Linked DNA regions of Homo sapiens: all the other regions are linked to region 3. The links are chromatin contacts, found by Hi-C or POLR2A ChIA-PET in ENCODE. All regions are on one chromosome and are shown on one strand. The core of a region is the stretch at or near the end of the contact, and the rest is flanking DNA. Distances in the headings are between cores, read along the strand shown. Region 1 overlaps LOC105374313 (a long non-coding RNA gene). Region 2 has its middle 54 kb from the start of LINC01213. Region 3 holds the start of LINC01998 (long intergenic non-protein coding RNA 1998).

Region 1 (4,828 bases), core at 1,212-3,711, 66 kb after region 3:
CAGGGGGCCTTCCTGGTGCCTAGCAATAGAAAAGCTGCTCAGGCCCCTGGAGACACCACTGCTCAGACTTTGAATACCACTGGGGCCGTCTTGGGGGGCAGGGGCAGGGAGATAGGAGTCTCAAAAGAGACTCCTACAGCAGGAGAAATAAAACATTTATCAATATCTCCCACTTAAAAATCTCAAACTACCCTATTAAATGAGTATAAAACACTTATATAACCACTTCCACCCTAAGCCTCCAAGATGGATAAGGATTATAAAATAGTCAGCATTTCTACATGCCCTAACAATATCTAAGAGCTAAAATTTATGTAATGTTTTGTTGTTTTCATTTTTTTAAAATTCATTTATTTACTCATTCTCTTAAATGGGATTCCCATTTTACATGTGAGAAAACTGAGAAATAGTCATGTTAACTAACAGTCATATTGCCGGAAGGGGTAAAGCTGAGATCCTAACTCGGGCCTTTCTGCCTCATCATCCCAAGGTCTCCCACCTCTGTTACATGAATGAGCAGAAAGCGATCACTTCTGGATTGTGTGGATGTGCATGCATGCTGTCAATTTTATTGATCACAAAGAGCTAAGAATGCCCTGAGTAATCTGGAAAACACAATTGTTATGTCACTTTCAGAAAAACTGCTTCCGTGTGGATTGGTAGTCAGTGTTCCTGTAATATGAGAGTTTTCTCTTCACTTGGGACATTGAGACCTAGTGATGTTTCTGGCTTTCTGAAATCTCTTGCACATATTCTCTTGGTTGGTGTGGCAACTGCTTCTGTTGCTGCTACTGACGTACGCAGGCCTTTCATGTTGCTCACTGAACTTACTGAGACTTCTAGGTTGGCTCATGACCCAGATGCATTCCTTAAACTCTTCCCACCTGAACTCATAAACACACAAACCCTGCTTTGAGCCTCCTTCAGAGAATAAAATCTCTGTTAACCTGGAATAAAATATATCTAGTAAATAAAGAATAATGTATTACCATTGTTGATGACATAAGGAATTTTGAAACAGCCCAAACATCTCATCATAGGGTTTTATGTGCCCTACTTATGTATCATCATAAGCTTATAATGAAAGAGCTACTCAATGAAATGTTATTTATTTATTCATTAAAAAATGGTAAATGAGCAGTCAAGAAATTGAATGTGGCTGTGGTTTTTATCACGTTAAAAAAAAAAGGAAAATGGCAGGAAGGAAATATACCAACATTTTAACATTGGTTACATAGCCTGTAGCACATTTAAACAGAAAGAAATCTTGTTAAAGGAACATTTTGTGAGAACTGCAAATCAACAGAACACCAGCATCTCAGCTGTTAGATTTGGTTCAGATATTGATCAATAATAATAACAAGAGGGGTTCTTTACTTAAGACTTCATGAAGCGAATAGAAATTTGAAGAGAATGACTAAACCCATGCTTTAAAGCAAGAATTATATGCAGTCTTACAAGAGAGTGGAAAGCATGATGAAGAATCAAGTCCTGGAGTCAGACTACTAATTGCAAGGCTTTAGGAAAGTTACTTAACCTCTATGTGCTTCTATTTCCTTTTTTTAAAAAAAATGGCACGGTGAAACCCCGTCTCTACTAAAAATACAAAAAATTAGCTGGGCGTGGTGGCGGGTGCATGTAGTCCCAGCTACTTGGGAGGCTGAAGCAAGAGAATGGCTTGAACTGGGAGGCAGAGCTTGCAGTGAGCTGAGATCGTGCCACTGCACTCCAGCCTGGGCGACAGAACGAGACTCTGTCTCAAAAAAAAAAAAAATGGTGTTGTTGAGGATGAAATAAAACTACCTGGCAAACAATAAGTACTCGATAAAAGTTACTAGAAGCATTCTGACATTGATTCTCTTTCTTTTCTTGCTAAGAAAATGTTGATAAGCATTAGCCGCATGTAGCAAAAGAATGACTGTGTCCAGTGTTTGGAAACATATTTGGCACCTCCTTCTGCTTGCTTAGGAAAAGCTCCCTGAGTGATGTAGCTCTCAGTTCTTTCTTTAATCTGGGAGCTTTGTAGTCTGTCCTTTGGGTGGAAAATTAACCTCATATATGGGATCCAAAATGAAGTTAATTTCCACAAGTGGGAGGAAAAACAGACGCCATGACATTTCCTATGTAATGCCGTCACGCATTCTCCTTTCCACTGTGCAGCACACTGGGGTGGCACAGCTCCAATATGCAGCCTGCGTTATGTTAGAGGCTTGACTAGAGGGTAGGATGGAAGGGCCGCACGTGAGCCAGCTGCAGGAGGAGTAAAGTGTCAGGAGGAAAGGGACAGAGTAGGAAAGGGACAGAACAGTCACGCTCTGCCCCAAATTCACTTTGTGACGTTGGGCAAGTGGACTCACTCTGACCCTTGGTTCCTCCCCAGGCAAAATGAGGGGCAGAACTGAGTAAATTCCTCCCAACACTAACATCTATGATTCTATTTTCCCCTCCCAGTGACCACTTCCTCTGAAAGTACAGCTGACTCACGACCCCAGGCAGCTTAAGATGTGCTCCAAGCCCTTTCTCATCAGTAAAGCCTGACTAATATCAGCCTGAATTTAAGGCTGTTTAGCAATTGTCCTGCCTGCAGTTGGGGGTGAAGGAGGTGAGCTCCCCATCTGTGCAGGCTGGAGGCTCTGCATTTACCCACTGTGATCATTGCCATGGTCTATTGCTGCTTCGTCTTTAAACACTGTTTACTCTGCCTTTCCTCTCTCCCAGCATTCTTCTGAATTGGGCTGGATGATTTCTCCTTTTCCTTTTCAGAAGTTTAGTTTACCTTTAGCTTTAGCTTGGAGCTTTGGTGATGAAAGAAAAGAGATCGTATTTCCTCTAGTCAGAGCTGTATTTTCAGGGCACAGCTGCCTGGACCCACTAGAAATATAACAAGAGTACATATGAGGTCATGGTCAAATCCCATCCGGCTCCCTCCTAATAGGAGAAGAACGCAATGAGAGTTTAGTCTCCGGAAAGTCAAGCTTAGCCAGGCTTGTGGGCTGGATGCTGGGTGCTGGTGTCATAGTAGATCAGTTGAAGGGACGGTGTTTTTCCAGGTTCTGGATGGAGCTCCAATCTTTTCTCTATTTCTAAATTCTCATGACTGCCTAAGGGCTAGGAGAGGCCTTAATCTTTGATTCATGGAATGTTGGAACCAGAAGGTCTCCAAGTGCTGTCGTGTTGTGACACTGAAGCACTGTTTATTGATTCCCTGGAAAGCCCTAACAAATATGACTGGTGCAGAATGCACTTTGGAAGGCCATCTAGTCGAATTAGGAGTCTTGTAATTCCATGTTCATGTCACCTGTGCGTGTGACCAGTGTACATATATGCACAGATTTGCGCATGAAGCAGGTGACTGGGGAACGAATGACCTATTTGCCAAAGCATTTGGAATATTCACTCCAAGACAGCAATTAGCAATAAATCCAGGTCTTTGAGCTGGTAATAATATCTACATGTATACAGTATTGATTGAGCTCTTATGATATGCTAGGCATTATCCTGCAGGCTTCATAAAGATTGTATTATTTAATGTTCACTATGATCTTATCAGATTGGGGCTGCTATTCTTCACACTTAATGAATGGGGAAACAAGGCTGAGAAAATTTAAGTAAAATTTAAATTTTCCGAACTCACAAAGCTGCTCATGTTAAAAACAAAATTTAAACCAAAGTAGTCCATCTGCAGAGCTGTGCATCTATCAAAAAAACTATACTGCTCCCCTACATGTGGTCTCTGTCCCAATGACATGGTGAATACTTTTCATTTTGCAATGAATTTCACTTAGTGTAGGTTAAGAACCAGGATTTTGGAGATTTAGTACTGCCTAGATTCAATCTCAGTTCTGTCATCTGTTGTTAGAATCTTGGCCAAGTTGATTAACCTCTGTGCCTTAGTTTCCTCGTCTATAAAATGGGGATAATAATGGTATCACTCTCACAAAGTTGTGATGATTAAATGAGAAAACATAAGCAAAGGTCTTAGAACATAGTAATGCTAGCCATTCTTAACTTTTTAGCTATTATTAGTAACAAACATGTATTGATTACCTACTGTATTTCAGGTATTAGGTTCTTAGACGTAGGCAGAGGAGAGGGACAGGATATTATGGTTAATAAAAAAAGATGTTATAGAGAGGGAAAGATATATTTTAAACCAATCATGATATAAAGTGTTATAATCCATAGTGGATCACTAAGAAAGGATTGACAGGCAGAGACAAAGTTGCAAAGGGAGGTTTGGGACCAGACTTGAAAGGATACAGAAACTGCAAGTGCTAAAGGGTTGGGACTTCATCCTGTGTAGGCAATGTAGGTAACCAAGGAGCTGAGGTGTTTTTAAAATAGTGGTTGGTGGCACAATCATTTAAGGGTTTTACTAACCACTGTCTGAACCCTATTTAGTTAAAGGTGAGTATTAGAAAAAGTTCTAAGAGAACAGAAATGGTCCTTATAAAAACAGTTTTGCCAGATTTTAAAAAAATTCTGTTTGCAAGCTGATCTGTAGATTTTATATAACATTAAAATATTCTCTGTACCAAAAAAGGACTTCAAATCATTTTATATCCTGATCCCACATGCATTGTGCAAATGACTCTCATTGACTTAATACATTTGGCATCCTCTAGCATGTATAAAACATGCTTTATAAATAGTAACATAGCCCGTGCTGCCAGGGCCTCCTCTTGACTCAGGCAAAGATGACAGTGTATTCTCTTAAGAATATGAGATAATGCATGAGGCAGTTCTTGCAATATGTATGCCAGAGAAGGTTTGAGCTGGGGCATAATCTCTAGGGAATGGGAATAATTTTAAAAGTCAAAGCTATGGT
Region 2 (4,466 bases), core at 853-3,352, 100 kb after region 3:
CTAATCTCCAGATGAAAATTTGCTTTCAGGGGTGTGACAAACATAGCTATTTGACTGCAAAAACCCATGTTCTTCCTAGCCAGTCAGCGGCTACATTTCCCAACCTCATCAACCTTTACGCATATATGGGCCAATTAATTGGTTCGCCCAATAAAATGTGAGCAGAAGAGCTTTGTAAATGGCCAAGTGGGTAAGAAGCAGATGTATTTCCCAGTCTCTTTCCCTAACTGCCCGCTACTGAGAGGACGAAGAGGAAGAGGAACCACAAGGTGGAAGGGGCCTGGGCCTCTGAACGTTCACATGGAAGGCCATACAATGTGTCTTGGACTCTGATGTGAATAGAAAATAAACCTTATTAAATCTCTGAGATTATAGGTGTATCTGTTTCAGCAGCTAGTTTTACTTAACACATGTGAAAGGCCAGAGGAGGCTTATGGGGAGCAAAGGAAATTCAAGAATCTAAATGATGACTCTTTTCAACTCCTCCCACCTATGAATACAGATCTTAGGCTAATAAATACAGACACCCCACCTACGTCTTAGGCAATCATCAAGGCAAGGTTAAAGAAAGTTTCCCTGTCTCTCGCCACTTCTACACTTAGCCTTAGGCTCCATACTTTTAGTGGTTTATTTATCTACCTCAAGGTCTCCATCTGTCATCTTTTAAATCACTTTTATTCTAGCTAAAAATGTTGGAGGATAGGAAGGACACTGGGTATTTATTCTAACTATTTTGGGGGACAGAAAGGTAAAGTAACAGAATCAGATAAACTGGTGAACATCTTAGTTGTAAAGAAAAGGGGGCGCTATTATAAGAAAACACTGTTCTATCTCTGAACTTTAGGTTTTCTAAGGGAGACTGCTCTGTAGTTTGGCTAGTACATTGATGGGTTTTAGATGGGCAAACCTGGGCTCAGAGAAGGATCTAGGAAGAGTTGAATTGAGTTATTCAGCATAAAAGTATGAAAAGAGTTGAAAAAAGGAAAAGAGATGAAAAGAGAGAGGTGACAGCAAGACTCTGAGATGCCAGAGGGGTCCACGGGATGGGGCATTATGGATGGTCTCAGTGATGGGGATGGAGACGAGACTGTTAAATCCAGGAAACATGAATGTTGAGCGTTAGACTGTCTGGTCACCTCTATGTAGCTCCCGCTGTCTACCCAAATTTTCAGTGGAGGTTTTCACATCAAAGACACCTTCTATGGGAGGTTTTTCAGGGGCACCTAAGGAAGGGCTACAGTTCCACAGACAAGTTGACAAACTGTGGAATGCAGACAGCATATACAGGCAGGAGAAGACCCATAAACAAAATGGATCCAGATGGAGCTTGGAATCACAGGACCATTCACTCCACAAACATTGAGCACCCAATATGTGCCTAGGACTATTCCAGAGCATGAGGACCATGCCTGGAACTAGATAGACAAAGTCCATGGGAACTCACAATCTAATGGAGTGACAGACAATAAATAACTGAACAGATAAATACATGAGAAAAATAAAGCAGAGGATATGGTGATGAATGGAGGCTCTGCTTGAGAATGAATGGTTGCCTTGCAGAGGCAACACTGAAGCCGAGACTATTCTCATTAGGAATTTACTATCAGCTTTGTGGGGGTGGAGGTGTAGGTTGGTCAGGAGCAGAGTGACCCCAGTACATGTGGATTACAGACCAATCATTTACTCATTTCTCCTGCTAATTCTCTTCCTTTTCCCTACGATGATGTAATGTTATTTTTTCAGTAAACAATAAAAAATGTATTGAGTCCTTCTTTGTATGCTAGGGGGAGATAGTTGCTACTCAGAAGGTTATAATCAAGGTTGTCGCTGAAGTGGGAGTTCATGGATTCCGCTTCCCTCCCGTCTCTAAGGAAAAGGCAGTGAACTGTAGGTTCGAAATCATTTGATCTCACGCTTGCCTAGAAGCAGAAGAATGAAGCTGACTAGAACACCCCTTAAGCCTCTTAGCTGTCCTGAGGGAAAGGAGCACTGCACCCTCCCCCAGAGTAAAGACATCGCGAATTAATTCCTGGGTGGTGGACGGCGACGTCCTTGTCCTGCGGGAAGTGCAAGGGCACCCGCTCAGGGTTGTGAGAAACTGCGGGGCCCACGCTGCTGGCGAGAGTCAAGAAGGAACGAAAAGAAGGAGCTCCATCTAGCGTTGTTACGAAACAAGACCAGCGGCATCCTGAACAGTTAGCTCCTTTCTGAAGGGCGAGTACCAAATGAAAAACGCACCTTATCTTCCGCCTAAAAATTTTACCGAAAAAGCCAGAGCCGCTGGGCTGTGGGAATTTAGCGCACAGTACAAGCCTGACATCACCTTTGTCTGGGAATGAACCCAGGAACGGAAAGAAGACTAAATTATCTTAAGGTCTTGCTTATCAGTAACTACACATGAAATGTTTCCTCCTAGGACAGGAGCGCAGGCTTCTTTGTTGTTATAAAATCATGATCTGGGGACTTGACAACGTCCAGAGCAATCTGGGGAGGCCCATAAATGGGATCCTGTATATTATGACTTTGGGGACATTTGTGCAAGTATTTGTAATTGATGGGTCATAGGGTTCACATACCTTCAACTTCAGTAAACAATGACTAACTGCTTTCCAAGGGAAATATAACAGTTTACACTCTCATCAAGACTATGAGGGTTCCCTTTGCTCCTTATCATCTGCAAAAGTTAGTATTGTCAGCCAGTTTCATTTTTGTCATTCTGATGGGTGGGGTCAGGATACTTCATGGTGTTTTAGTTGGCATTTTCTTAGTTACTAGTGAAGTCAAGCACTTCCCATATGTTTCTTGTCTATGTAGATATCCTCTTTTGAGAATTATTTATTCAAGTCTGTTGGCCAATTTCCCAAGGTCTGCCTTTTTCTTAGTTATTTGTACTTATTCTTTATATATTCTGGTTAAGAGGCCTTTATTAGTTACATATGTTGAGATATAGTCCTTCAGTCAAGGCTTGTTTTTCATTTGTTTAATTGGTGTCTCTTTAGGAACAGAGGTTCTTAATTTTTATGAAACTCAATTTATAACTCTTATGATTTTTGTTTTGTATCTTATTTAAAAAATATTTCCCTACCCTGAGGGAAGACATTGTCCTATATTACCTCTCAAATCTTTATTGTTTTGCATTTTGCATTTAGGCCTAGTCTCCTGGAATTGACATTTTATTAGACAGAAGGTAGTGGTCAAGTTTTATTTTTCCTATTTGGGTTTCCAATTGTCCCAGGTTTATTTGTTGGAAAGACACTCCTCTTCCCACTGTTCTACAGTACCACCCTTGTCATCAATCGTGTTCATTTGTGTGTGAGTTTGAGAATGATCTACTCTGTTCCATTGTTCTACCTTGCCTGAATATAAAACTGTCCAAGTAACCTACAGATTCAATGCAATCCCTATCAAGATTCCAGTGTCATTTTTCATAGAAATAGAAAAAAATACTAAACTTCATATGGAACCACAAAAACCTGAATAGCAGAGGCAATTATGAGCAAAAAGAACAAAGCTGGAGGCACTACACTATCTGATTTCAAACCATACTAAAAAGCTACAATAACTAAAACAGCATGGTACTGGCAAAAAACTAGACACATAGACTAATGGAGCAGAATAGAGAGCCCAGAAATTATCTCTCACATCTACGGTCAATTGATTTTTGGCAAAGGTGCCAAGAATTCACAATGGAGAAAGCCTAGTCTCTTCAATAAATGGTGTTTAGAAAACTGAATATCCACATGCAGAAGAATGAAATCGGACCCTTATCTCACACCATATACAAAAAGTCACCTCAAATGGATTAAAGACTTAAAAGTAAGACCAGAAACTGTAAAACTCCTAGAAGAAAACATAGGGGAAAACCTACATGACATTAATCTGGTCAATGAGTTTTTCATTTAACCCCAAAAGCATAGGCAGCAATAGCAAAAATAGACAAATGGGATTGCATCAAACTAAAAAGCTCTGCACAGCAAAGGAAATAACCTACAGATTGAGAGAAAATATTTGCAAGCCATACATCTGATAAAAGGTTAATATCCAAAATATTTAAGAAACTTGGACAACTCCACAGCAAGAAAAAAACAGTTAAAAAATTGGGAAACAACTTATATACATAACTCTCAAAAGAAAACATACAAATAGCTAACAGATACATGAAAAAATGTTCAACATTACTAAATCATTAGAGAAATACAAATTAAAACCTCAGATCTCACACCCGTCAGCATGGCTATTATAAAAAAGACAAAGGGTAAGTTGGCAAGGATGTGGAGAAAAGGGAACATTTGTACACTATTAGTGGGAATGTAAATTAGTACAGCCATTATTGATAACTGTATGGAGGTTTCTCAAAAAACTAAAAATGGAATTACTGTATGACCCAGCAATGTCACCTATAGGTATTTACCCAAAAGATTTGTCAAAGAGATGTCTAGACTCCCATTTATTGTAGCACTATTATG
Region 3 (5,033 bases), core at 1,049-3,548:
TTAATGTGGAATGTGGGTGGATTTCTGTGTGAGTTAATATGCTTGCAATGATCTGAAACTGATATTGGTGCACAGGGGCTGCTCCCTTGGAGGAAGCTGGTTGTGGGGGCAGGATTACATATGTTAGAGGATTTGGATAGAGGGGAAGGCCATGGATAGGCACCAGGGACCCTTAAAAAGGGCAGAGTGAGACAAAGGGGGCGGTATCCAAGATACCCACATATTCCCCAAAGTGAACCCCTCCTCAGGGCCCTGCAAATCTTTTGTAAAATTCCAAAAAACCCAGTTGGTTCAATTGAGTTTCTTGCAGAAGCCATCAAAGGGAGTAGGTGGGAGACTGAGGAGGAAGGTTTGCCTCTCTCAGTATCTCTACAACAGAAACTGCCTCTGTCTACTTCTGCCTGAATGTCCAGTACCTTGTAGTTCAAGCAGCCTCGCTCTCAACGCAAGAATCTCTTAATGGGTGTTCTGCTTTCATTTCTGCTTCTGTTCAATCTTCTCTCCACAAAACAGAAACACTGACCTCTTAAAAATCAGCAATCAGATCCCTTAGGACTCCCACTTAGAAGAAACGTCCACCTCCTTCTTCTGGTTACAAAGCCCTGTGTGATCTGGCCCCTTCCGGCTGCTCATCCCCCATAGCCACCCTTTCTCTCCTGAGTGCAACTAATCTCAGCCACTCAGGCCTCCCTTGTCTTTGAAATGTGCGCAGCTCAGCCTGGCCTCAAAGCTTTGGCCCTGGTGGTTCCCTTTGCCAGGAACCCCTCCTCCAGATTTACAGGCTGCCAAGCTGGCCATCCAGGCCTCAGCCAGCAGCCACCTTCAAGGGAAGACTTCCCTAACCCCCAAGGGGAAATTCACTACATCTCAGGAGCTCACAGGACCCTGTTTCACTTTCTTCATCAAACTTTTCACTATCTGAAAATCTCTTTTCTTGCATTGAATTCCTCCCTTTCGTTTGTTTGCCTCTCACCCACTGGAATTTAAATTCTGCCACAACAGGAACTTGCCTGTGTTTTGCACCATTGTGTTGTTGTTATTGCCTATAATAATGCCTGGGATGTAGTAGGAGGTCAGTAAGTACTTGTTGAAAGAATGAGCTAAAAAAATGAATAAATAGGGCTGAACTGACATGGCCCACAGGAGTGCAGAAATCATGGAGATACCTTGAGGTCCTGAGGTTGGGGATAAACTAATTTTTACCTAATCTGCAAGTAGTCTCCAAGTAACATCTGGTTTACATGTGTATTTAATTATACCCTATCTTGTTTCAGAAAAATTTGTCATTTTCAACGATACATATACTGCAATAATTTATTTTTAAATAGTGAATATGGGGAGGAAATAAGTGTTGAAAAAACAAGATGAAATGGGGAAAAGATTAGTAATTAAACTAATATCACAAAGTTCTTTTTACCTTGCCAGAAGTGGATTGCAAATTGAACATGGAACTTCTTAATAACCAGTGATAGCTTATCTATACCAAAGTCCTTAAAAAAGAGAAGATAGAAAATGCAAAATTTTCCTTATAGAATTTTTACCTGTTGGCCATGAAACATAACAACTATGTATAAAATGAGAAGTGTTCTCAATTAATGTTACTAATCTTAGTTATAGCACTAAATTTGGTTTGCCATCAATTAATATTTATCGAACATGTGCACTCAAAGAGTTTACACATTCCAACAAACTTATGTGTCTTCTTCACATCCTGCTCAAGTCAGCTGGCAGGATTCAGACCAATTCAAAACATTTCCAAGGAGCACAACCTGCAGCAAGTAGAGTTGGCAGCTCCCTTGGGTGACGCGTGTCTGACTTAGCTTACTTCTAATTGGCAGAAAATTCTTACTTGAGTTAACGTACAGGCTCCTTAATATTACTGAGGCTCATTTTCTTCATGCTGCCTTCTCAGCCCTCTTCTCTAGAATAAAGCCCCTCCATTGGTTTAATTTTTTCCAAAATTTATATGTTTCCCCAAACTTTGGTCTCTTTGTTTCTGTCTTTGGAGTTTTTCATGTTCTCTCTTTCACACACATGCACACACACACACTTTTGAAAGATAGTCTAATAGCACAGTGTTGAAAGTATAAGCCATGAAATACTGACCGAGTTGCTTTGCATTTTTGTGCCTCTGTTCTTTGTTGCAATTGGGGGTGATAATTTCACCTACCTTTCAGGGTGGCTGTGAGGATTAAATGCATTTGTACACGCCTGTAATCCCAGCACTTTGGGAGGCCGAGGCGGGCGGATCACGAGGTCAGGAGATCGAGACCATTAGCCGGGCGTGGTGGTGGGCGCCTGTAATCCCAGCTACTCGGGAGGCTGAGGCAGGAGAATGGCATGAACCCAAGAGGCGGAGCTTGCAGTGAGCCGGGATAGCGCCACTGCAGTCCAGCTTGGGCGAAAGAGTGAGACTCCGTCTCAAAAAAAAAAAAAAAAAAAAAAAAATGCATTTGTATATGTAAAGTGCTTAGAATATAGCCTGGTGCGTGGCAAGCACTATGTGAGCATTAGTGATGATTATGATTACATGCCATTCCCCTTTAAAATGGCCCTCCCCCCTACTTTCCAGAAACTGTGCCCCTTGGCAGAAACTGTGTTTATTCTTGCTGTCTCCAATCTCCACATCTCTGAACATGCCTGGAATTTCCTTCCACCCTTCTTTGTTTGAAGAACTCCTACTCATCCTTCACAACTAATCTTAGATGTCTCCCCCTGCAGAAAGCCTTTCTTGGCCGGGCACAGTGGCTCACGCCTGTAATCCCAGCACTTTGGGAGGCCAAGGCAGGCAGATCACGAGGTCAGGAGATCGAAACCATCCTGGCTAACACGGTGAAACCCCGTCTCTACTAAAAATACAAAAAATTTGCCGGGTGTGGTGGCGGGTGCCTGTAGTCCCAGCTACTCAGGAGGCTGAGGCAGGAGAATGGCATGAACCCAGGAGGCGGAGTTGGCAGTGAGCTGAGACCACGCCACTGCACTCCAGCCTGGGTGACAGAGCGAGACTCCGTCTCAAAAAAAAAAAAAAAAAAAAAAAGAGCCTTTCTTAATTGACACTGCCTCCCCTGGGCTCTCCTAGCAGCCGGTGCATACTTCTAGATCACAGGACTCAGAACACTGTGAGGTGTTATCTGTTTACTTGTCTGTCTCCGCAAAGGACTGTTGGGACAAGAGCCAGGACATATTGGTTGCTATATAGTGGTTGCTCTGTTCAATGCTGGTTGAACTAAAATGAGTACAGAACTGATTCCGTGGGGGAAAAAAAGCAACCAACAAAATGACAGCATCACATTCTCATATATATCATACTTAAACAATCCAGTATCATGCTTGCTTTTCTGGCTGGGACTAAAAGAAACTACTTATTTTTATTCTTTGTCATTTAAACAAATTGAGATTTAACTCATCGTTGCAGATGAAGCCTTATTTCTCTTGCAAAATGAAAACCATTTCAGGGAAGTGGTATAAAGTGTTGGACAGAACCCTTTACTGGTCACTGGATTTGAGCCCCACTACTGCCCCTCCTAGTTGTGAGATTTGGTGCAAATTAGTGAATCTTCCTGGACTTCAGTTTTCTCATCTGTAAAATGGGTATTGTGGTACCTGCCTTGTCTCCCTCTCACATTTCTTGTGAAGATCAGATGTAATGGTAGATGTGAACGTGCTTTTACAATACTAGATCACACCTCTGTAGATGTGAGATAATGTATTATTTGGAAAGAAATCTTGGAGTTAGACACCTATTCCAATAAGGGGTAGGGAACTATTCTAGCTGCAAGGTTAACTGTAGATATTAGTCCTTCTGAATCAAGATTCAACTGTAAAGCAATTTATATTCATTAGATGTTAAGAGATGTCCCAATATATTTCACATAAATGGCACTGTTTTGAGAGGCAGGGTGTGTCTCTGCAGGCTTGTTCAGTGTTCCTAGGGAAGAGGATAACTATGTAACTTCATCAAGGGGATGTGGGGGCAGGGCTGGACAGTAGAGGCAAATGCCAGGGTGCACACTCCAAACACAGGGCTGTGCCAATTATGACTATTTTTACATGACCACTGAACTCTGAAAACTTACCATATAACAATTTGTCAGCTAGAAGATGTCTACATGCTAGTCCTTTAATTTTTCTTTGCTGCTTTCTAATTTTACTGTGATGATAACAAAATGAAACCACAGCACTTCCATCAGAAATCAGAGCATGTCCGTGAATAACTAACAGACTGCATCCAGTTTTCCCAGTGAATTCTCAAAGCCAAACGTGGGTTGGCTTTTGTATATAAATTGCCAGTGCGCCTTTTCCATTCTGGTGGGAGCTCTCTGAAGGGAACATTACAGCTGTGATGAATAACAGTCCCTCTAAAGAAGCTGGCGTGAAGCACGCATTTCATCCCACTGAATGGAACACTGCGCCTGCCGCCAAATGTTGCTGGGTCTCCCACAATTAAATAAATATATACATATGTCGCTTGGCTTTGTTTCCAAGTCTTAGGCTCTATAGAAACCAAGCACTTTATTACTATTAATAATACTATGGTTATAATAGATGCAGAGCCAAGGAATGGTACTTTGTCCTTAGTGGTTTTGATGAAAGTTTCCATTGTTCATTACTTATTTCTTACAACAACCTTTAACCCCTTGTTTACCACTATAATAAATGACAGTATTTTTCCAATATACGTTATCTCTATGTAGCCAATATTTTGATCAATTAATCTATAAAAATGATAACATCTACCTCAGAGACCAGGATAATCATAGTTAACATTTATTATGTGCCAAGCATTTTTCTAATTATTGTTATACCCATTTTGCAGGAGAGGAAACTGAGGTTCAGGGAGATTACATTACTTCTCTAACATGGCATAGCTGGAATTTGAACCCAGACCACTATGTTCTAATGCTTCTCCATGTAAGTAAAAGCCCAAACCACTGTACAATGAATTCTCTTTGCCTTTTACTGCCAAACAGTGACAGAATCACAACTATTCCTGTGTATAGAAAGGTTTTTTTTTAGAGACATAACAGTTGTTA

What was found. A loop is a pair of places that touch in the nucleus more often than their neighbours do. ChIA-PET counts read pairs that join two places held with the same protein, here RNA polymerase II (POLR2A). Pooled maps may share reads with other maps.
Region 1: a loop to region 3 is called in a map of sigmoid colon, with 5 times the contacts of the local background. The contact joins the enhancer-like site here to the promoter of LINC01998 in region 3. A Hi-C loop is called at or near these places in 6 of 168 maps with a recorded cell type or tissue (gastrocnemius medialis, mammary epithelial cell, naive thymus-derived CD4-positive, alpha-beta T cell and 2 more), 1 of 37 single-sample maps with no recorded cell type and 4 of 50 pooled maps. POLR2A ChIA-PET finds 5 or more read pairs at or near these places in 6 of 52 experiments (AG04450, BJ, MCF 10A and 3 more).
Region 2: a loop to region 3 is called in a map of PC-3, with 4 times the contacts of the local background. The contact joins the enhancer-like site here to the promoter of LINC01998 in region 3. A Hi-C loop is called at or near these places in 7 of 168 maps with a recorded cell type or tissue (IMR-90, PC-3, left cardiac atrium and 4 more), 3 of 37 single-sample maps with no recorded cell type and 13 of 50 pooled maps. POLR2A ChIA-PET finds 5 or more read pairs at or near these places in 3 of 52 experiments (BJ, HEK293T and PC-3).

The regions. Positions count from the first base shown.
Region 1 is chr3:150,145,095-150,149,922 of GRCh38, forward strand. The region is part of intron 2 of LOC105374313 (a long non-coding RNA gene); the gene reads left to right. Among named protein-coding and RNA genes, the nearest start is that of LINC01998, 66 kb to the left of the region's middle. Within about 2 kb of position 2,462, at least 11 of the 41 ENCODE cell types and tissues checked have a DNase peak (open chromatin) inside an H3K27ac peak, as active enhancers do; they include gastrocnemius medialis, psoas muscle and sigmoid colon, where a contact is called at or near this core.
Region 2 is chr3:150,182,194-150,186,659 of GRCh38, forward strand. No RefSeq gene overlaps it. Among named protein-coding and RNA genes, the nearest start is that of LINC01213, 54 kb to the right of the region's middle. Within about 2 kb of position 2,103, at least 12 of the 41 ENCODE cell types and tissues checked have a DNase peak (open chromatin) inside an H3K27ac peak, as active enhancers do; they include PC-3 and psoas muscle, where a contact is called at or near this core.
Region 3 is chr3:150,079,516-150,084,548 of GRCh38, forward strand. It overlaps LINC01998 (long intergenic non-protein coding RNA 1998), which reads right to left and starts at 2,299. Exons shown (of 3, transcript NR_183737.1): 1 at 2,171-2,299; 2 at 1,418-1,490.